2 separate regions of the Homo sapiens genome follow, and region 1 is linked to region 2. The links are chromatin loops, found by intact Hi-C in ENCODE. Cell type or tissue: endothelial cell of umbilical vein. All regions are shown on one strand. Each heading gives the region's core, and the rest is flanking DNA. Links, peaks and the distances in the headings are about the cores only. Region 1 overlaps LOC105374511 (a long non-coding RNA gene). Region 2 overlaps LOC105374511 (a long non-coding RNA gene).

The links. A loop is a pair of places that touch in the nucleus more often than their neighbours do. Peaks named below come from ENCODE experiments on the same cell type or tissue, not always from the same donor. Only the 100,000 strongest peaks of a DNase experiment are listed, where the experiment ranks them.
Region 1: a loop joins it to region 2, with 3 times the contacts of the local background. A loop is called at or near these places in 1 of 110 quality-filtered maps.

Annotation. Positions count from the first base shown.
Region 1 is chr4:19,503,394-19,514,524 of GRCh38, forward strand. The region is part of intron 1 of LOC105374511 (a long non-coding RNA gene); the gene reads left to right. Among named protein-coding and RNA genes, the nearest start is that of LINC02438, 52 kb to the left of the region's middle. In endothelial cell of umbilical vein, for the core only: no CTCF peak of the experiment used is centred there; a DNase peak (open chromatin) is centred at 5,288; H3K27ac peaks cover 384 bases.
Region 2 is chr4:19,723,502-19,734,632 of GRCh38, forward strand. The region is part of intron 2 of LOC105374511 (a long non-coding RNA gene); the gene reads left to right. Among named protein-coding and RNA genes, the nearest start is that of LINC02438, 270 kb to the left of the region's middle. In endothelial cell of umbilical vein, for the core only: no CTCF peak of the experiment used is centred there; DNase peaks (open chromatin) are centred at 1,840, 6,790 and 6,970; H3K27ac peaks cover 2,176 bases.

The DNA of each region.
Region 1 (11,131 bases), core at 1,955-9,954, 220 kb before region 2:
CTGTTGTCAGTGTTTTATGATCTCCTGCCTAACAGGTTCACCACTGTGTCTTCTTTACCTAGGAAATGGACAGAGCGTATAACAAAGGCTCAATAAATATGTGTTGAATAAATTTGTTGAATGAATTTTGTTTAATATAAAAATTTGTTTTAAAAAGTCCTGTTTATGGTATTCCAGGTCTGTGCCATAAAATTGATATACATTTATTCGTTCATTTGATTCAACAATTATTGATACCTTCATGTTTTAGATTCTATATGTCCATGGAACTCATTTTCTGTGTCTCCTTTATTCTGTTAGAATTGCCTAGTTTGTTGTTACCTAGAATTCTGTATCACATTCATTATTTTTACCATACTGTAGTATTTTTAAAATAAATTTTCTTTTTTCTTTTTAAATTCAATAGTATTAGTCTCATGCTAAAAGATAATATCCGTGAAGTCACCTATTCGATGTGATTGTTATATTTTTCTAATACATAAAATTAAATAAATATATTATTGATATAGACATATGTATTTATCATTTGAAACTATCGCACAAAAAGTTTTTGGGTTTAAGGAACAGTTTGGAAAATACTGATCTGAATTGACCCTGTTAATTTGGAGTTAACACATTGAAGACGATGGTGGTTAACTGGTATAATCAAGGTCAAATAAATGGTTCATGGCAGCACACACCAAAACACAGGTTTTCTTTTATGAATAAGTGATGCCTCATATACTTCACTTTAAATTAGAAGCATTATCAGTACATACTACAATATTCATTCATTTTATAGTGTAACATTATTATTTTTTGCTTCTTACAGTATTGTAAAAAAATATTTGTGGGGACATGGGCCCAGTCATGTTTACCGATTGAGGGCTCTAGGTTCAGGTTGTAGTCAAATCCCGGCTCTAACACTTACCAGATTTTTAATATTAGGAAAGTGATTTCACTTCCTTGGGCTGGGATGTCCTTATCTATATAAATATGCATAATAAATATTATTTTTAAAGATAGGATAATAATACCTATGTAGAGACACAGTTTTGCCATTAAATAAAATTATCTATGCTGGCATTTCAACAATACCTGGCACATATTAATTAGCTATGTTAACTCTTAAAATTGCTATGACTATTGGAGAATTTGATTAATGCTATTGATCTTATTTATTGAAAACTATATAGTTGCACATAAAATCAAAATTTTGAAGACAAAGATCAGAGTTTTCTCAGACTTCTTAAAGCTTGAAACTTCTAGCTTAAGAGATCTATTGAAATTCTTAAAGATTCAAGTAATAGGTAAAAAGAATTGCCCTATTTCTAATAGTTTTTCTTGAAAACAAATTGGTTATCAACTTCCTAAGTCAACTCAGCAAATACAACAACTTTTTAAAATAAATTATAATATAGTGAGCTGAGGAAATGTTATTGTAGTAATCTTAATTATATAAGATCATATGAACCCACTTTTTAAATATAGAGGGCAAGAATATTGCTCATATAAAGCAATCTGTTTAAATTATTGATAACAGAGTTATGGAACATGTTAGAAGTAAAGATTTTTAATAAAAAGGCATATAGCATTTCTGCACACATAGAGATATGTTGGATAGATAAGGATAAATAATAATTCTGAAGCTCCATTCTTTTCCTTGCTTGTCTACAGTGCTGTTCCTTGAGAAGTTTCAGAAGAAAAATAGGTGGATTGGATGTGAGTGACTGAGTTAGGAAGCCATTAGGTATCTAAGAACCAACATTCTTAGATATAGCCCTACACTTCTCACAAACATGAGAGAGAAATCATAGAGGAGGCCTATAGGAGAGTGACAGAGTTAAAAAGAAATTCAAGAATAGTGAAAGAAGGCACATAGAGAAAAGAAGAGAGAGAGGCCATGTCTAGACTAATAACATTCTGAGGACAGAGGAATGCAGATAGAAATAGGAGAAGGTTTTGGAAAAAATATTTCATAGGGCAAGAGTAGACCAAGAATAAAAAAGAATCTTGAAAATTATCAGTATACTTCAACCAAACCACAGGAAATTTATAGTTAAAAAAAGAATAGACTTTCAATGGAAGCAAAAGAAGTCGACATGATCATCATCATCCTCTGTCTTCTGTTAGAGTATAAACACAGGCACAAGGGCTTTAGCCAGACCACTGGATGCATAGAACCGAACTGAGAATGGTGGTACCAGTGGATAGATGGGCCAAATGAGAAAGCAAAACATTAAGGACAAACCTAAATTGAGACATAAGAGCATGCCTGAATCCATGAATTTATTTAAATATTTTAAAAAGAAAGTATAAAATTACTAATGAATTTTAAAATTCATCTCAGAAAACAGCAGACCATGAAGATTATTTTTAATATATTCAGTGCTTAAAAGAAAATTGATAGGTTGGGCTAAATCATAGAATACAGAATTACCTATTTCTTGTCCAATATTGCAGGCATGTGTGTTCTTCCTACCTCCCACTAAAATACATTATTAATAATACAGTAATACCTTCTCAACTACAAATTTTGCTTCATATGGATAAAACATATAATTTTGGATTTTTTTATAAATGTGAGGATTTTGTTTCCCTTATATCTACGATGTGGACTTTTCCCCATGAGAATAATTAAGAAACCTGGAAAATGGTCATGGCAACTAGGAGACGGAGCCAAACAGCACCCAAGTGTGCATGAGGCTTTTGCTATCACTAATGGAGGAATAAAAGAAGTAGGAGAAAGTAAAGTCAGATTTGAACTACATGGTCTTATGTGCTAGGATATATGGGGCAGGTATGAATAAGAGGGACTGAACAGATAATGCTTTTGTCCTTCTATGAGACCATAATAGTTCCGAAAGGTGATAGATCAGTATTCTTAAGTACAACATCAGAGAGCTTTAGACTTTCGAATGGACAACAAAGTGTAGAAAAATCATGCCTGTTAATTAAATAATATCATCAACAAAGCTCAATTGTTTACAAGCAACTTATTATAACTGTAGAATAAGGAAAGCATGTAATTATTATTAAGGGAAGAATAAATAGAAATTAAATGAACAGTATATAAATTATTGATTAAAATATATAAGATATAATTGATTATTTACTTATTGTTTTATTTAATATATTGAGTACCAAATAGGTCAAGGACTTGGCTAGGCAATTTTAAAAATGTTATTTTATTTTTATATTTTAAGAGCTTTTTAAAAGAAGAATTTTAGGTTCACACCAAAATTGAGAGGAAGGTAAGACATCCCATATACTCCCTCTCCCTATATGTTCATGACCTCCCTCATTAACAACATCCCCCAACAGAGTGGTGCATTTGTAATAAATGACAAATCTATGTTAATACAACATTATCACTTAATGACCATAGTTTACATTAGGATTCATTCTTCTACATAGATTTGAGACCAGGTAATTTTAATACATTATCTCTTAATTTTGAAACAGCCACAGTGTAACTTAAGCTTTGCTAAAATAAATGATATATTTAAATCATAAAACTGACAAGTGATAAACTCACAAGTGACAATAACCATTATCTTTCATTGAGGTCATAGTGCAAGGTTGGTACAAAGATAAATCGGCTATTTATATTACCTTGTTTAATCCTCATATTAACCTTATAAGAGAGGTGTTATTGTTTCCATTTTAAAGATTAGGAAACTGTGGTTTATAAATGCTAAGAAACATGCAAGGATCACCCAACCATTAAATGATAAAGCTTGTATTTAAACCCATGCCAACAAAAGATGTAAATCTTACCTTTAAAATGTGAGTTATTACAGCAATCATATCTATCAGAAAAGCAGAATTTCTGTGACTAACAAAGTATAAGGGTTTATTTTTAGGAATTAGACCTTACACAATTATGGGGGCTGGTTAAGAAGTCTGTGTGGCCAGGCGCAGTGGCTCATGCCTGTAATCCCAGCACTTTAGGAGGCCAAGGTGAGTGGATCACTTGAGACCAGGAGTTTGAGAACAGCCTGGTCAACATAGTGAAACTCCATCTCTACTAAATACAAAAATTAGCCGGGCATGGTGGCACATGCTTGTAATCTCAGCTACTTGGGAGGCTCGCTTGAACCGGGAGGCAGAGGCTGCAGTGAGCCAAGATTGAGCCATTGCACTCCAGTCTGGGCAACAAGAGCAAACTCTATCTCAAAAAAAAAAAAAAAAAAAAAGAAGTCTATGCAACAGCATTGTCTTTGCATTTGGTGTTGGGTGGGCCTGAATGATCCATAAGTTAGCTGGGGCATCTGATGGGTAGGGTAACTCAAGTGTAGGAGAGCAAAGACCATCAGAAACTTATGAAGTCATACATCTTCACAGATACCCACATCCGTATCTCATGATTGCCAACTCTGATGGTGCAGGTGACCTGCAAGAGAATTTGGCACCTTTTGCCATGGAGCTAATTACATATCTGGCCCAGGATTTGCAGAATTTGAAGGGAGAAGCCTGGTAAGATTGGGGGTAGCTGTGGGCCAGGCAGCTTTCCCTCACTCAGCTAACTGTTTCAGTACATTAATGAAGACACGTGCAAGATGTCATGGTGCCTATCACACTATGTCTGTCTTCTGAGTGTCAAACTGGTTCTTCCTTCATCTCTTTCCAAAAATCTTGCAAATCTCTCTGTATGCATCTCTCACTTGGAACCACATAGAGAAGAGAATTCTACAAAAAGTATCAGTTGAGCTAAGTTTTATCACCACAGGGACCTAGTGAGAATATATCATGAAAATACACACATGTAGGTGCATGTGCATGTGTCTGTGTGTTCACTTTTGACATTCGTTTTATTGATTTTTTTCCCCATTAGTTGTGAGTTTCTTCAACTCTTACTTTCCTCAACTTCATCAGCTCTCTTAATCATAGTGGTTTTCAGCAACGCCATGATTAGAGTGGGACTACTGAATGCAGTATTTTCTTTGAAGAGCAGAATAGCCATAATAATAGAATTTAAAATAACATAATAATTATTATTCAATTGTCCAACCCAAATAACAATAATAAATAACCCAAATAACAATAAATCTCTAACCCAAATAACAATAAATAAAATTGTTGCATAGTTTCACTTAACAGTTCCTGGAAGTAAAACTGCATCGTATTTTGCATTGACACGTCCAATCAATCTGTAGTGGCTGTTGAAAGTGCTGCCTCAAGACAACCTCTGAAGAACATATGAGGTCAATGGGCTTGAGGGTGATTAATTACCAATGCGTTTCAAAGATTCTAATCAAAGAGTGAGTCACATATGCTGCACAATAGATATTGCATTCACACTTTAAAAAACAATCATTATACATAGATAGCTACCGTCACCCATCTCATGCCCTGGTTATTAGTAATACAGAAGTCCTTCCTGTGACCTGAATACTTTGCTTCTACTAATGCAGCCTAAATTTGCCTTTTCTTTTTCAGCCACAAATTACATTAAATCCCCAAGATTGTAACTGCGTGTTCTGGTTGCAAACAAGGACTTTGTCATCCTATACTTAGTTGAATTTCTGAAGCAAAGCAAAGGACTCTTTATATTGATTTTGTAAGGGAGATACTATTGTTCCCATTTTATGGATAAGGAAATTGAGGCGCCTAAATGCTAAGTAACTTGCAAGCATCACTTAACCAGTAGATGGCAAAGTTTACATTTAAACAAACCCATGACAACAAAAGGTTGGCATTTTATATATTTCTATGTGTCTGTTTTGACCCATTGTTTCAGCCTGTTGACAAACATTTTGAATATCATAGTGATCAACTGGATATTTTTTAGATGACCTATCTGTCTGAGCCTGCTAGAATGAGTTTTTGCTTTCCAAGTAAAAGTGTTTTAAGCAGTTCTCCATAGCTATAAGAACACCATTCTGTCATTTGGTTCTCCCACTTCTTGGTTGACCTCATATGTTTCCTTTTTTTTTTTTTTTTTTTTGTGAGACAGAGTCTCACTCTGTCACCCAGGCTGGAGTGCAGTGGCGCAATCTCAGCTCACTGCAAACTTCGCCTCCCAGATTCAAGCTATTTTCCTGCCTCAGCCTCCGGAGTAGCTGGGATTACAGGTGCCTGCCACCACGCCCAGCTAATTTTTGTAGTTTTAGTAGAGACAGGGTTTCCCCATCTTGGCTAAGCTGGTCTTGAACTCCTGACCTTGTGATCCACCTGCCTCGGTCTCTCAAAGTGCTGGGATTACAGGCATGAGCCAGCATGCCTGGCCTATTTCCTTTCTAAAAATATTTAAGAAATTTAAGTAATTTTTAAATTAATATCCACTTCCTTGAGGTTCAAAATCAACATTATACTCTGACATCTCGCTTTATGTATGAATTTTTGAAGGGTAAGGCCTTCTTTTGTTTTCTTTCTTGAAATGCATATCCTTCCTTCTTAAGTTGTTTTTGCACTTTCTCTTTTACATTAGCAAACCTTCAGTGATTAACACTGAACACTATGTAATCATCCCCTGATCCATATAATTGGGGCATTCATTATATTCACCACATAAGGTTGTTGAGATGATAAAAGCACAAAATAATTCATGTAGCACGCTGAATAGAATGCTGAAAATGCTCACTTTGAGTTAACTCTTGATTACTAGTCATGTGGCTTATCTGTTCTTCAGATATCTCTTTTGATTTTTGTCCAGGTCCCTGAAATCATCTCTTAGATAATTATCTTTTGCTTCTGGCCCTATTACTTTCTTCTTTCCTCACTGTGTTGGACACAAAGTGTATCAGAGTGAGCATAATACCAGAAAACAGGAAATGTGTAGGGTGATCAATAGGCTTGAAGGGATAAAAGGCTTACTGCGCCTATTAATTTTAAAAGGGGAAGATACCAGCTCCCTGCTACACCTAAAGACATGAGTGAGAGACTTCTGGTCATCACAAGGAAGGTCTGGAGTTGCTATCTATGCTCAGAAGCCGGAAGTGTTAAATGCTTTTCACTGAATGGGATGTTTGGCCTTAAGTGCCATGATAGTCAGGTGAAATCAATGCAATGAGCAACACAGCAGAAGAATCATGAGGGTTACTTGGTGGGGATATGGAGCAACAGGAATAGTGGGGCTCATAAGCTATATTCATATGCAGTCTGGAAGCATTTTATATGGATTTGAAATACAATATCATAATGTAATATAAAGCTATAATCGGTTGTGCCCAATTTGAAAGTATGTGATATCTCCCAGATCTTCAGAATTTATCGAGGAATACAAAATTTCCAAGATTACAATTTAGATAACTTATATACTGTACTTTAATATTATTAAAAGGAAGTGCCATTTATATGGCAAATAGAAATACTAACAATCCTTGTTGGTATTACTTGAATCTCACAGTTATTTCCCTGTGTTGAAACTTCTGCAGATGCTTTGGTGATGCAAGCTCTGTGCTTACACTATTATTATAATTTAAAATCTTCTTAAATGTTCTACAACACTGCTGTGTAAAAGCTAGAGATAATGCAGTAAAATGCACTAAGAGATCAATAACCTGGAAAGGAAGTTAAATAACATAAAAATGCCACAAAGAAGACCAAATGACCTCCATAATATGCCATACATTTAATTTAAGAGTGAGTAACCTGAGAAATATTAGTGATAATTCTGAGGAAACCACAAAGCATTATTAAAGAAACTATAGCTTTAATTTTACAAAAATAATCATATAACTGGTCAAGGATAATGAGAAGATGCTGACTGCAAGATCAATGCTACTGACATGTGCTTCTAACCCAAGTTACCATCTGTACTAAGGCATAAAGTATTCTTGATTTTAGAGGAGATAATATATTTAAATATACATATTTTTGCAAGAATTTACTTGTGCTTAGAAAGTATATACATATGCAAATATGTATTACAATGTTTGTAGATGCATGTGCTCTGAAAAACAACCTCCCTTTTTTATTTTAGTCTGTGAGAAAAGTACCCTTAAATGCTTTCATTCTGCTATTGTGTTATGAATTTAGAAGTCAGACTGATTTCTCTATTCTACCACTGTAAAACTCTGAGCTACAAATCTCAGATCTGTTTTCTCAAACACCCAACTTCCCAGATTTGATTGAAGAGTAAACGAAATGATGTGTGTTAAGTTCTTAATAGAGAACAAGCTCTTAACCTTCGGCACATACCATCAAAATAGTAATAGCTAATGCTACTGTAGCCCTTATGACAGGTCAGCCTTCATTCTAAATGTCTCACACGTATCATCTCCTTTAGTCCTCAAAATACTTCTCTGATGTAAATACTATACTATCACTCCCATTTTTCAGATGAGGACATTGAGCAACAAGAAAGCTAAGCAGCTTTTATAAATTCCCATGCCAGAAAGTAGCTAATTTGAACCTCAGCAATCCAGCTTTAAAAACCTGTGTACAGCTTAGTGCTTGCCATTGACAAACGTTAGCTCTCGACTTAATCCTGGGTCACTTATAAGCAGACTGCTACTTCAACCTAGATCTCCACTCATTATGTATAAGTTGTTCATCCAGCATTCAAAATGAGACCAAATTAGATATTTGGTGATGATGCTGATGAGTGATTGTCAGCAAATCGGACACTGGTTGGAGTTTGGGACTATTTTCTATATAGACGCATATGCCAAAGTTAACTATTGCTTTGAAAAGTCTTCATTAATGAAGAATAGAAAGAACCAGAAACATAAGATGAAGGACTAGGCTCTAACTAGAGATCTTGAAAAGAAGCATAATATTCCAATAGTGGTAGTGTGGAGTGGGGAAGCTTGCAGTGCACAGGGGCCAAAAATATCATGATCCTGAGAAAATTTTAAGATAGCCATGGAAAACTAAAGGCATAGGCAATATTATGCTTGAAAACTGCCTAGCATTTTAATGGAGAGCTCTTTTCTCTTGTTAGAGAATATTAAAGCATGTAACAGCTGGCCAAGGGCCAAATGCACTTGAATACCCCATGTTCTCAAAAATGGTAGGGTTGTTGTTTCTACCTGGGATAGAGCTGACCAGAAAAATGAAATCCTTTAACTACTTTGCTTTTTAAATGGCGTTTGGGGGTTTATACTCAGAGTGAACTCACTAAACCACCTGTGTTTTTATTTTACTGAAACAAAAATGCTCTTTCCAAACTCTAATTAAAGTTTGCTGTTTAAGCTAGCCTTTTATGTGGTGACTGCAGCCATGGAGTGTGAGATCCTTTAATGTCTTATTGAGCCACTACTGTTGTTCATGGATAGGGGAATAATGGAAAGCCAAAATGTACATTTATTTCTGCCCAGTGGTAAATATTTGAAATTATAGTGCTTACATTTCAGAAAGCCATTAAACATAGAATAAATTGATATGAGTTTGACCCAGTTCAGGTTTGGAATTGTTGCAGGCATCATGCATTGTGATGCTATAGAAGGAAAGCTTTCTAAAACCTGCTGGTATCACCCTGGCACAATGCTATAAAAATTCTTGAAATCTTTTATTTCTGTATTAGACTTATGACCACACAAGGTGGAAGTAAGGACAACATTGCTGAAAATGACCTAGGCATTAATGAGATGGACTGCTGTGCAGGGAGTATAGAGCTCCTGATACCGGAAGAGGGAAAATCTTTTTCTTAACTCCTGACCTCCTCAGGCACCACATTTAGAAGGTTAATAGTGTGATGAATGAGAGGCACCTGAGTTGAAACCTTGATGTGGCTTCATCTCTTGCTCATTTGAAGACCTTTAGAAAAAAAATTTTTCTTTAACTTCTCTGTGGTTATGAAACTACACAGAAGTATTGGAGGATAGAATGATATAAAATGTATAAAGCTCATAGTGATAAATTTATATACATTTTTTATGGCTCAGCTCAAATCTGCCTCCTATAAACTGACGCCTATGGCCATTCCTTCCTCTGCTTCTGTCACATGAATCTTTGTGCTGCATAATTAACAAGAGAGGAAACACTACATATGCTCTAAGAGTGTCTGCTAAGAAGGGGAGCAGCATTACATGCTTATTTACCTTTGGAAGTAAAAAAGAAAATATGCTCCCCACCCCAATAAAAAGTTATTAGGCTAACAATTTAGACCAGGGGTCAGCCAACTAGGGCTCTCAGGCCAATTCCAGCCAGCTGCTTAGGTCAATAAAGTTTTATTGGAAAACAGCTATGCCCATTTATATCCATATGTCTATGGCAACTCTACTGCCACAACAGCAAAAGTCAAGTATTTGCAGCAAAGACCGTATAACCTACTAGACCTAAAGTAGTTACCATCAAGCCTTTTACAGAAAAAGTTTGTAGACTCCACTCTATGAACGTATGCCCCTAATAAATTATATGAATCTATCGTTCTCTCAGTTGGCTTCTGTTTTATTCTGTGGTTTGAAGGTGGTTCCCAATGTTTAAAGGTCAAGAAAGCAAGGGTTTTTTCCTATTGTCTATTATATGCAATGTATGCAACTCCTTCATATGGTACAGCTAAGGAAACAGTAACCTGTTCATACATAAGAAGAAAACTGACTATTGAAAGAATTCATAGGCTGGGCGCGGTGGCTCAGGCCTGTAATCCCAGCATTTTGGGAGGCCGAGTGGGCGGATCACTTGAGGCCAGGAGTTCAAGACCAGCCTGGCCAACATGGTGAAACCCAATCTCTACTAAAAATACAAAAAAAAAGGTGGGCGTGGTGGTGTGCACCTGTAATCTTAGCTACTCAGGAGGCCGAGGCAGGAGAATCACTTGAACCCGGGAGGCAGAGGTTGCAGTGAGCTGAGATCGTGCCATTGCACTCTGCCCTTGGAAATAGACTACAACTCTGGTTTAAAAAAAAAGAAAGTATTCATAGATGGTTTGTAGATTCTTCAGTGTGCCATTACTCAGAGGAAAGACAATTATAATTTCCACTCTAAAGTGATACTCTCACTTTAGGCACTAATGTTTAAGCTTCAGTCATGCTCCCTAATACCAATTTAAGTTGTGATTCGACTATACAATACAGCACAGTTAAAAATACCTTCAGCTGTTTCTTCAGATGTTTTGCAGCATTTTTAATGTTCTGCTTTATCATCCAGTCATAATCCTACATGCTTTTAGTCAAGGTACTCAATTAAGTTCTCTTTGAGCATGCTGACTCACATATGTATCTCTAGGCCTCTGACTTCCTTGTTCCTTCTACTTGGTGTAGCA
Region 2 (11,131 bases), core at 1,810-9,809:
CTCATGGCACAGAAAAGAAGGAGCACCGGTGGATTTGAATAGGGAAGGGCTATGATAAATGCAGCATTTCAGAAGGATTTTTGACAACTATGTAGCCATTCATTCATTTGTTGTAGAAATATTTGTTAGTTACCCTCTATGTGCCAGATGCTGAGAAAGAATTAAACTGTGAATAAGATGCAAGAGATGCACATGCAGACAAATAATAGCAAGACTAAGGGTTCGTGAAAAAGAAGGAAAACTGTGACACAAATAGGGACATTCATTGGTGGCAGGAGAAACTGGAATTCAGAGAATAGACAGAGAGTATTTTTTGTAGTAAATCCATTGGCGGTTCTGTGACTTCCTAAAAAAGGAAAAGTATCAGGGCAATTGTAGAGAAAATGACGGAGAATGTAGCAGGCATTGTTAGTTGCCTAAACCAGTAGGCTTGCTAACAAAATTCCAGTTTATTTGGGATTGCAATGGGGCCAGCCCCAGAGATGAAAATATGATACACGTGACACAACCAATCAAGACAATCATTTTCTTTGCCTGATATATCCAGCCTCTCTTGAAGCTAGAAGAAACTGTGTGGAGCTATATATGGCCAAAGATATTTTCAGAAATACGATGGGGATGGAGATATGAATGTAGTTCTCTCTGATAAAAATAAATATCATTTGTTCCTACCTTGTATATTGAAGCATAGCCCAAGAACATGATTCTTAGACCTTTTCTTGTGGCTGGGTGTAGTGACTTGAATAAAGAAAAAGAGGCAGTATGATCACAATAGCTGAGCAAAACAATGGGGAAACCCTGGAACTTTATTGCCTAACTAAGCTCCTGAACAAGCCCTGTAATTACAGGCCACTGTTTTGTTTTGTTTTGTTTTGTTTTTCTTTTACTTTAAGTTCTGGGGTACATGTGCAGAACACGCAGGTTTGTTACATAGGTATACATTGGCACGGTGGTTTGCCACACCTATCAATCCGTCATCTAGGTTTTAAGCTCTGCATGCATTAGGTATTTGTCCTAATGCTCTCCCTCCTCAGCCCCCCACTCCCCCGACAGGCCAGTGTGCGATATTCCCTTCCCTGTGTCCATGTGTTCTCATTGTTCAGCTCTCACTCATGAGTGAGAACATGCAGCGTTTGGTTTTCTGTTCCTGTATTAGTTTGCTGAGGATGATGGTTTCCAGCTTCATCCATATCCCTGCAAAGGACTTGAACTCATATTTTTATGGCTGCATAGTATTCCATGGTGTATATGTGCCACATTTTCTTTATCTGGTCTATCATTGATGAGCATTTGGGTTGGTTCCAAGTCTTTGCTATTGTAAATAGTGCTGCAATAAACATACGTGTTCATGTGTCTTTATAGTACAGTGATTTATAATCCTTTGGGTATATACCCAGTAATAGGATTCTGGGTCAAATGGTATTTCTGTTTCTAGATTGTTGAGGAATCACCACACTGTCTTCCACAATGGTTGAAGTAATTTACACTCCCACTGCACTGTTTTGTTTTAAGTTTATGATTATTTGGATTTTTCTAGGCACTCTTATTCAATATTCTACTACATGTAGCTACAATCTTTCCTGTTACAATAAGTGTAACACTGTATAAAAGCACTGTCCTAAAAGAAACAGAAATGGCAAGTGGCAATGGGTTTAGCTGGTGACATATTTAAATTTTTTTATTATACATATTTAAATTAAAGGAGTAGTTCTAAAAGTGAATATGATATAAATGGTTCGAAAATACCACATGGAAGAGTCATTCTAAGTTGGCCGATAAGGTTTGAGTAATGTTTCATGTACAACAGGAAAGGAGATTTCTAAGAGAATGCCTAAGATAATTTGCTGTTGACCTTGTTTTTGTCAACATTTCCTTCTAAGCTTTTTGGTTAAAGACAAAGAAAACATACATACTATATTGCAAGTGAATCACATATTAGATAGTTGATACCTTGCTTCAAATAATTGAGACTCTAAAAATATTTCGGCTAGAAAAATAACCTAAAATATAGCAGATGAAACAAAATATTGGAAAAAATATAAGCTTTTAGAATTAGATCCCTTAAACAAGCACTTAAACAATGCAGCTAAATGTTACAATTCAATAGCAGTTGATGTGAAAATGACATATGTTATTTGGCTACTTTAAAACTCAATGTAAGTCAAATGTATATTCATTCATTCATTCATTCATTCATTTATCCGAGCCTCATGTTAGATAATGGACATAGGCACACTCAGAAAACAAGACATCCAAAGAGCTTAAAATGTGTTGAAAGGATTAATAAGTAAATTACTGATCACAATACGGTTGATAAATGTTTTAGTGATACTATACTTTAAAGGTATATATGTAGAACCTTTCCTTTTGTAGGTAAAATACACCCTAGCAAACATACTAGCTATTAATAACATCATGAAAGTTCCTAAATATCAAACCTTTATTCATGTATTCCCCAAATAATTATTAAACACCAACTATGTGTAAGGCTCTGTCTTCCTTGGGGCATTTTAATATTTAGGTGAAGAATAATAGAAGGAGTAGCCAGCAAGTTAGGAGTAACATTCTTTCAGCAAAGAGGGATGTTTCAGAAGTCAATGAAGGAGTAACTCAAGATGAGAAGCTTTATCAACTAGGATTTACATTCATGTGAGAGATGGATAAAGAAAAGGAATAAGAATTGACCATTGGATCTGGGGGGATGGCAGTAGTTGGGAACTTTGTGGATTCAGTAGATGGATGTGGATTAAATAATAACTGAACATAACTGGGGGTAAGCAATTGAAGGAAGCAAGCACAGAAAAATAATGTTAAAAGTTTGTATGTACAGTCCAATGAGAAATGAAGTTGTAGCTGGAGAGGCAACTTGTCTGAGGAGGATTTTAAAAATAGACAATATCGTAGCTCAATGTGTAATGCGAAATCCCATGGAGAAGGTGATTTGATGATAAAAGAGGAAAAAGGGATTAGTGTAAAGAATTAAGATATGGAATAAGGCAGAGAACATGAAATTATAGTTCTTCTTTACACATGTAATGATAGCTCTCCCATTTTAATAGAAAATAATACAGAACATATGAGTATTTTTGAAGGTGGGTTTGTGGAATTAGTGATCTTCTAAGTGCTACTGTTTTCTCAATGAAATAAGAAGCAGGCCATCTTTTGAGGCTAGGAAGTGGAAAATTTGATAAGAAAGAAGAGATTTAATACAATATTTTGTTAATCAGGATACACCATGTGATGCTAAAGTAACAAAACAAGTTTCAGTGGCTTAATACATAATGTATTTCTCAGTCATGTTAAATGTCCAGCATATGTTAGCAAGGAGATCCTTCTTACTGTAGTCATTCAAAGACCAAGGTCTACAGAGAATCCATCTTAACACATTACTGCAAACACACTGACACAGTGAGAAGAATGTGTTCACTGTGCACTGACTTTTAAATCTTCTGCCTGTGCTAATTGTTATGTGGGTTACAAAATAAGTAGAGTTATGTAATATATTATGCATATCTAACACACAAATTAAGCCATGTGTTCTTCGTTGGAAGTCACTTAAGAATAGGAATTACATTATATAGCAATCATACAATAGATACATTCAACGCATTTTAGCAAACCTATGACAAGTCATTTTAAGACCTTTTCCTGATTCTTAATAATGTTTGTGAGTTATAGATAATGTACGTCACTTTCAATGGAAATTTTGGATTAAGTTGTCTCTCTAAACATTCATTTTAGAATCTATTTCTGAGGTAAGATGCAAGTGAAAACTAAGACTTTCCGGCTGTGCATGGTGGCTCAGCACTTTTGGAGGCGGAGGCAGGTGGATCACTTGAGGTCAGGAGTTCAAGAATAGCCTGGCCAACATGGTGAAACCCCATCGCTACTAAAAATACAAAAAAATTAGCCACATGTGGTGGCGTGCACTTGTAGTCCTAGCTACTTGGGAGACTGAGGCAAGAGAATCACTTGAACCCGAGTGGCAGAGGTTGGCAGTGAGCCGAGATGGCACCACTGCACTCCAGCCTGGGCGACAGAGTGAGACTGTGTCAAAAAACAAACAAACAAACAAAACTAAGACTTTCCACCTCAAGCCACTTATAATTTAAATCACAATCTTATTTGATAAGAAATATTTAGCTTAGCAAATCTTCGAAAGAACCTTAGTGAGAAGTGGTTAATTTGAAAGATAGAATTCATCCTCACTAATAGTCCATTTGTTCATTTCTACATCCAAATTCTTACCACTGGGCAAGCTGCTCATTGGGCTCCTTATAGATTTTAAATTTCATTAGAGTAGCAAAAATTAAGTTGTATTTCTAGTAAAGAGTACATAACTCCACAGCATACGGTCACTTACTACAGCAATTCAAGTCAGACTTAAAAGCCTATTGTAAGAAATGGAGTATTTCTACTAAAGTAAGTTTGGAGAACTGTGTTATTAAGTCAGAAAGAAGCCAAACAATAACAACTGGAATATCTTCAGGAATTGACTTCCAAATAGAGAAAGAGCTAGGTATACATAGCTTGTAAGCCAATGAGGAAGGAGAATAAGAAAACCACCTAACATCATCTGAAGTGTATGATATGTAAATATCACAGGAGAGAAGTTAAAAGGTATTATTCATGAATACTGAACACACACATATTATGAAAACATTTCTTGCAAAAAAAGAATCACTGAGCACAGAGATTAATCTCTTCTGGAAAACATTGGAAACCCAGTTGCCTGAACCAATTAAAATTGAATTGACCACAGTAACATTTTACATCAGCTAACAAACAGGGCTCAGGTAGGAAGAAGTATCCAATGGATTATTTCCCTACTCAAATATCAATGTTTTTGTGAAATGAATCTGCAGAGAATAAAACATTACAATCTCAAATATAATCTACTCATTTATTTTAAGTAAAAGATTGTTTCCTTCACCCTCTCCATATGGGAAAATATCATGTGAACATAAACAGAGAAGGGTAGTAATTACAGAAAGAAGTGTTTGTAACAAAACAGAGCAGGAGAAAATTCAGTGTCTGAATAGACTTTCAAGTAATGGGTAGAAGGAGAACATAGTTGGGTTAGATGACTGGTGAAAAATGAAATTTAGAAGCTAAATATATGTCCCTGAATTCACTCCATTCATCCAGGAAATCTCATATTATAAAGTCAAGATAAAAAACAAATTAAAGAAATAAACATCTCCCATTTAATTTTATCAATACAAGCATCAAATCTGGCAATAGTTATTGGGAAGCTAGGAACACTCGATTAGAATATCTGCATTGATCATTATAATCAATGATGGCTTCACTACCCAGCCCTATGTTACTAAAGGTAGAAAAATGCCCAAGGAAAATCTCAGTTCTTTAAACAGCAAGAGTCAGAAGTATTTATGGTATCATTCTTCTTGTCTAATATATGTGGTGAGCTACCCAGAAGTCGGAGTGAAAAATATTTCAGGAAATTTGATTCCCTAAGTACTCTGACCAATCTCACAGCTCACATCTATCTATGTTTGTTTAAAGCCAGCCCTGATCTTCACTTTGCTAAAAATCAGTTGAATGTTAATCTACTGAAGAAAGAAATCATGAGAGAACTTGAGCAGAAAGTTCTAAATTCCATAAACATGATGGCTAATACCTTCAGATTCTACTTTTGAAGAAACTTCTGTAAATGTTTGGGCTCCACCTTTTTCTCTGTTGCCACCATAATGCAGGTTAAATAAAAAGCAAGTAAAAGCAAAAGGGTAAATAAATTTAAATAATAAAAATACAAGTATAGGCCGGGCATGGTGGCTCACGCCTGTAATCCCAGCACTTTGGGAGACCGAGGCAGGCAGATCACGAGGTCAAGAGATGGAGACCATCCTGGCCAACATGGTGAAAACCTGTCTCTACTAAAATTACAAAGATTAGGTGGGCATGGTGGTACCAGCTGTAGTCCCAGCTACTTGGGAGGCTGAGGCAGGAGAATGGCTTGGACCCGGGGGGCAGAGGTTGCAGTGAGCCGAGATTGTGCCACTGCATGCCAGACTGGTGACAGACTGAGACTCCATCTCAAAAAAATGAAATAAAATAAAAATAAAAATAAAATAGGATAAAAAAGTATAGTAGGTTGCCGCTTCATGCAACCTAAAATTACAAGTGGAATGGCATCACCTTTACTACTTTGGATATATGTTATTTTTCTACATTTTGAAGGCAATCATGCATTGCAGCGCACTATCCTGAGAAAAAGTATATTGATAATCTATTGGTTTCAGGCATAGTGTTTCAATGCAAAGTATAAATAGTGTATAAAGCAGATCTAGGATGAAAGAGGAGATAAGTGGATGTAGTCTGTAGTCTATGGTGTTAGATAAGGATAAAAAGTGCTTATCCTAGTTCCTGTGAGAGAAAAGCAACGGGAAAAAAGGGCTGTCATTAGTCATCAACTGAAACTCAATCTTAAAAGTTTGGCCTTTCCAAAAATCTGATTTGCTATTTCCCATAGTGATATGAGGTTTGAAAATGAGATGATTTTGCCTGGAGAGGAAGTGGGTGTGGGTTTTGTGGCTTCCAGACAGCGGAAGCAAAAATCATTGTGTCTCAAGCCAGGGTCATGTTTTCCCAGGCTTGGGGATGTTGATGGGACTTAGGCAAAGGCAAGAAGACAACCTGGTCGCTGGCCTTTTATTTTTCCTCCCTCATGTCAGCCGCAAGCAATTTGGTATGAAGAAAGACAGAAAGAAAAGTAAACGAGACCCATCTTTTAACCTCTCAAAGCCGGGTTCAAGATGTCATAAATGCAGCTGCCAGAAATAAAGAGAAAGGAAGTGTATCAGAGTCTAAGAAAAGCAGAAGAGGAAGAGAGGCTTTGAAAAGCCACCATAGTAATCAGTAATCTGTTTGACATCTGGCAAAGAGATACATCTGCAGGGGGCAACTGGGATGAGTAATTGAACTTTGATTTTTACATTTTCACTGAATGTCTATGTTTAGCACCTAAATTTTAAACACAGAACGATTTTTGGAAATACGCTCTTCTCTGAGAGGTTGTTTCATGGGATACAGGAAACATCTGGAGTTAGATCAAGTAAGTTTCATGGCTGCCCAGACAACTGGTGTGTTTGTACTGTTTTGTTATGGTCCTATAATGGGTAGTTACAATTCATTTGAGGGTCCTCCTAAATGTATATGGCTATGCCAGCATTTCTCAGAATCCAGCCAGAAACAAGACAAAAGCTACCTCAAAACACATGTCAGACAAGGGAATAGAACCTAAATTGAGCACCTGCAATAGAGGACTAAATTATTTAAAGTTAAAGGACACCTTCCATGTATTAGAATTACTAAAGAACAAGAAATAATTTGTTTCAATATATCTTATGATACTATGAGTAATACTTCTGTAGATTGAACTTAGTCTATTTTCTTATTCCCTAGCTTCAGATAACCTACAACAAATTGAATCAGAAGTCAAGATAATTTGCCTAAATTGCCTTAAAATGATCCTTTTAAGGTCCTTATTTTAATCCTGTATGAGGCAAATTTGCTGGTTTGTAATTAGGTCCCCCAATTTTGTTTGACAATAAACCCAGAAGTGTATGCAAGGGTAGAAATGAGGTAACAATGGAAATAACAAATATTTATTAAGTACATATTTTAATAATGGTTACATTGGCATTATAGATTAGGAGCCTTAAAATAACTCATATCCCTTTGCTTAGTTTGTCCAAAATGAATTATACACAAAGTTATTTGTCACAACATTACTAATAACAAAGAAAAACTATAGTCATCTTAAATATCCCAATAGAAATTGTTCAAATCATTTTTAGGATTGATATGATGAAATGTTACATAGCTAATATAAATTATATCTTCAGAAACTAGGTAAAATAAACAGAATACTTATAATGTTAACAATAATTTCCCTTCAGGGGGATATAAAACTGTGTATAAAATAATTTTGATATTGTATGTGTGAATACATATGTGGAGGGGAGCTATGTTTACAAAAGCAGGAAGATTCTTCTCATAGAATGTTACCAGTATAGGGTCTTTTTAATATAGCCTGGTGGATGTAATGAGTAATGAGAGGGGCTATGGCAAAGAAAGGAGACATTTATGGATGGACAAAGAAGAAGGAAATAAATCTTTTCAGGAGAATATAACTCAGGAATAAATAGACAGATTCGTTTATGCAGCATAAAATTTGCAAAAACCTACAGATAAAAAAATGTTGTGTGTTTAAGTGCAACAAATTCCAACCAGACATTCAGATTCATACTAGTTAGCTAGGGTATTTGAATAAGAAGAGATTCATTAAGAGAACTCAAAATTTGCATTAATTAGGAAGCATTTTTTATTATTTGGTTTATTGTAAATAACAATATAGAAATAACAGGAGCAAAAATGCTAATAGCTAAACTTCCAACAGGTGAGGCCAAGTCTCAGTGTAAGTGCTTTGAATGAATTAACTTATTTAAACCTTAAAGCAACCATATGATTGTACAGAAAAGTAAATGGATAACTCTCAGTTAAAAATGCATTGATCCAGTACCATGCTGTTTTGGTTACTGTAGCCTTGTAGTATAGTTTGAAGTCAGGTAGCATGATACCTCCAGCTTTGTTCTTTTGGCTTAGAATTGACTTGGCATTGTGGGCTCTTTTTTGGTTCCATATGAACTTTAAAGTAGTTTTTTCCAATTCTGTAAAGAAAGTCATTGGTAGCTTGATGGGTATGGCATTGAATCTATAAATTACCTTAGGCAGTATGGCCATTTTCACGATATTGATTCTTCCTACCCATGAGCATGGAATGTTCTTCCATTTGTTTGTATCCTCTTTTATTTCATTGAGCAGTGGTCTGTAGTTCTCCTTGAAGAGGTCCTTCACGTCCCTTGTAAGTTGGATTCCTAGGTATTTTATTCTCTTTGAAGCAATTGTGAATGGGAGTTCAGTCATGATTTGGCTCTCTGTTTGTCTGCTATTGGTGTATAAGAATGCTTGTGATTTTTGTACATTGATTTTGTATCCTGAGACTTTGCTGAAATTGCCTATCAGCTTAAGGAGATTTTGGGCTGAGATGATGGGGTTTCTTAGATATACAATCATGTCATCTGCAAACAGGGACAATTTGACTTCCTCTTTTCCTAATTGAATACCCTTTATTTCCTTCTCCTGCCTGATTGCCCTGGCCAGAACTTCCAACACTGTGTTGAATAGGAGTGGTGAGAGAGGGCATCCCTGTCTTGTGCCAGTTTTCAAAGGGAATGCTTCCAGTTTTTGCCCATTCAGTATGATATTGGCTGTGGGTTTGTCATATATAGCTCTTATTATTTAACAGAGATATAGACCAATGGAACAGAACACAGCTGTCAGAAATAATACCACACATCTACAACCATCTGATCTTTGACAAACCTGACAAAAACAAGAAATGGGGAAACAATTCCCTATTTAATAGATGGTGCTGGGAAAACTGGCTAGCCATATGTAGAAACCTGAAACTGGATCCCTTCCTTACACCTTATACAAAAATTAATTCAAGATGGATTAAAGACTTAAATGTTAGACCTAAAACCATAAAAACCCTAGAAGAAAACCTAGGCAATACCATTCAGGACATAGGCATGGGCAAGGACTTCATGTCTAAAACAACAGAAGCAATGGCAACAAAAGCCAAAATTGATTGACAAATGGGATCTAATTAAACTAAAGAGCTTCTGCACAGCAAAAGAAACTACCATCAGAGTGAACAGGCAACCTACAGAATGGGAGAAGATTTTTGCAATCTACTCATCTGACAAAGAGCTAATATCCAGAAAATGATCTCCAACAAATTTAGAAGAAAAAAACAACCCCATCAAAAAGTGGGGAAAGGATATGAACAGACACTTCTCAAAAGAGACGTTTATGCAGCCAAAAGACACATGAAAAAATGTTTATCATCACTGGCCATCAGAGAAATGCAAATCAAAACCACAATGAGATACCATCTCACACCAGTTACAATGGCGATCATTAAAAAGTCAGGAAACAACAGGTGCTGGAGAGGATGTGGAGAAATAGGAACACTTCTACACTGTTGGTGGGACTGTAAACTAGTTCAACCATTGTGGAAGTCAGTGTGGCGATTCCTCAGGGATCTAGAACTAGAAATACCATTTGACCCAGCCATCCCATTACTGGGTATATACCCAAAGGATTATAAATCATGCTGCTATAAAGACACATGTGCACGTATGTTTATTGCGGCACTATTCACAATAGCAAAGACTTGGAACCAACCCAAATGTCCAACAATGATAGACTGGATTAAGAAAATGTGGCACATATACACCATGGAATACTATGCAGCCACAAAAAGGATGAGTTCCTGTCCTTTGTAGGGACATGGATGAAGCTGGAAACCATCATTCTCAGCAAACTATCACAAGGACAAAAAACCAAACACTGCATGTTCTCACTCATAGGTGGGAATTGAACAATGAGAACACATGGACACAGGAAGGGGAACATCACACACCGGGGCTTGTTGTGGGGTGGGGGGAAGGGGGAGGGATAGCATTTGGAGATATACCTAATGTTAAATGACAAGTTACTGGGTTCAGCACACCAACATGGCACATGTATACATATGTAACTCACCTGCACAATGTGCACATGTACCCTAAAACTTAAAGTATAATAAAAAAGGAAAAAAATGTATTGCTCCATAGATAGATAGATAGATGCATGTGTGCATGCATATGCATGTGGTAGCATTCAGCTAGTAGGAAAGAGAGTTGAGATCTAGTCAATCTGACTTCAGTTGCCTACTCGTCATCATTGACAGTTATACTATATGTATTAGTCCGTTCTCATGCTGCTAATGAAGACATCCCCATGATGGGGTGATTTATAAAGGAAGGAGGTTTAATTGACTCACAGTTCAGCATAGCTGGGAAGGCCCCAGAAATTTACAGTCATGGTGGAAGGTAAAGGGGAAGCAAGGCACCTTCTTCACAAGGTGACAGGAAGGAGAAGAGCAAGCAGGAGAAATGCCAGACGCTTATGAAACCATCCGATCTCTTGACACTCACTTTTTATCACCAGAAAAGCATGGGGGAAACCAATCCCATGATTCAATTACTTCCACCTGGTC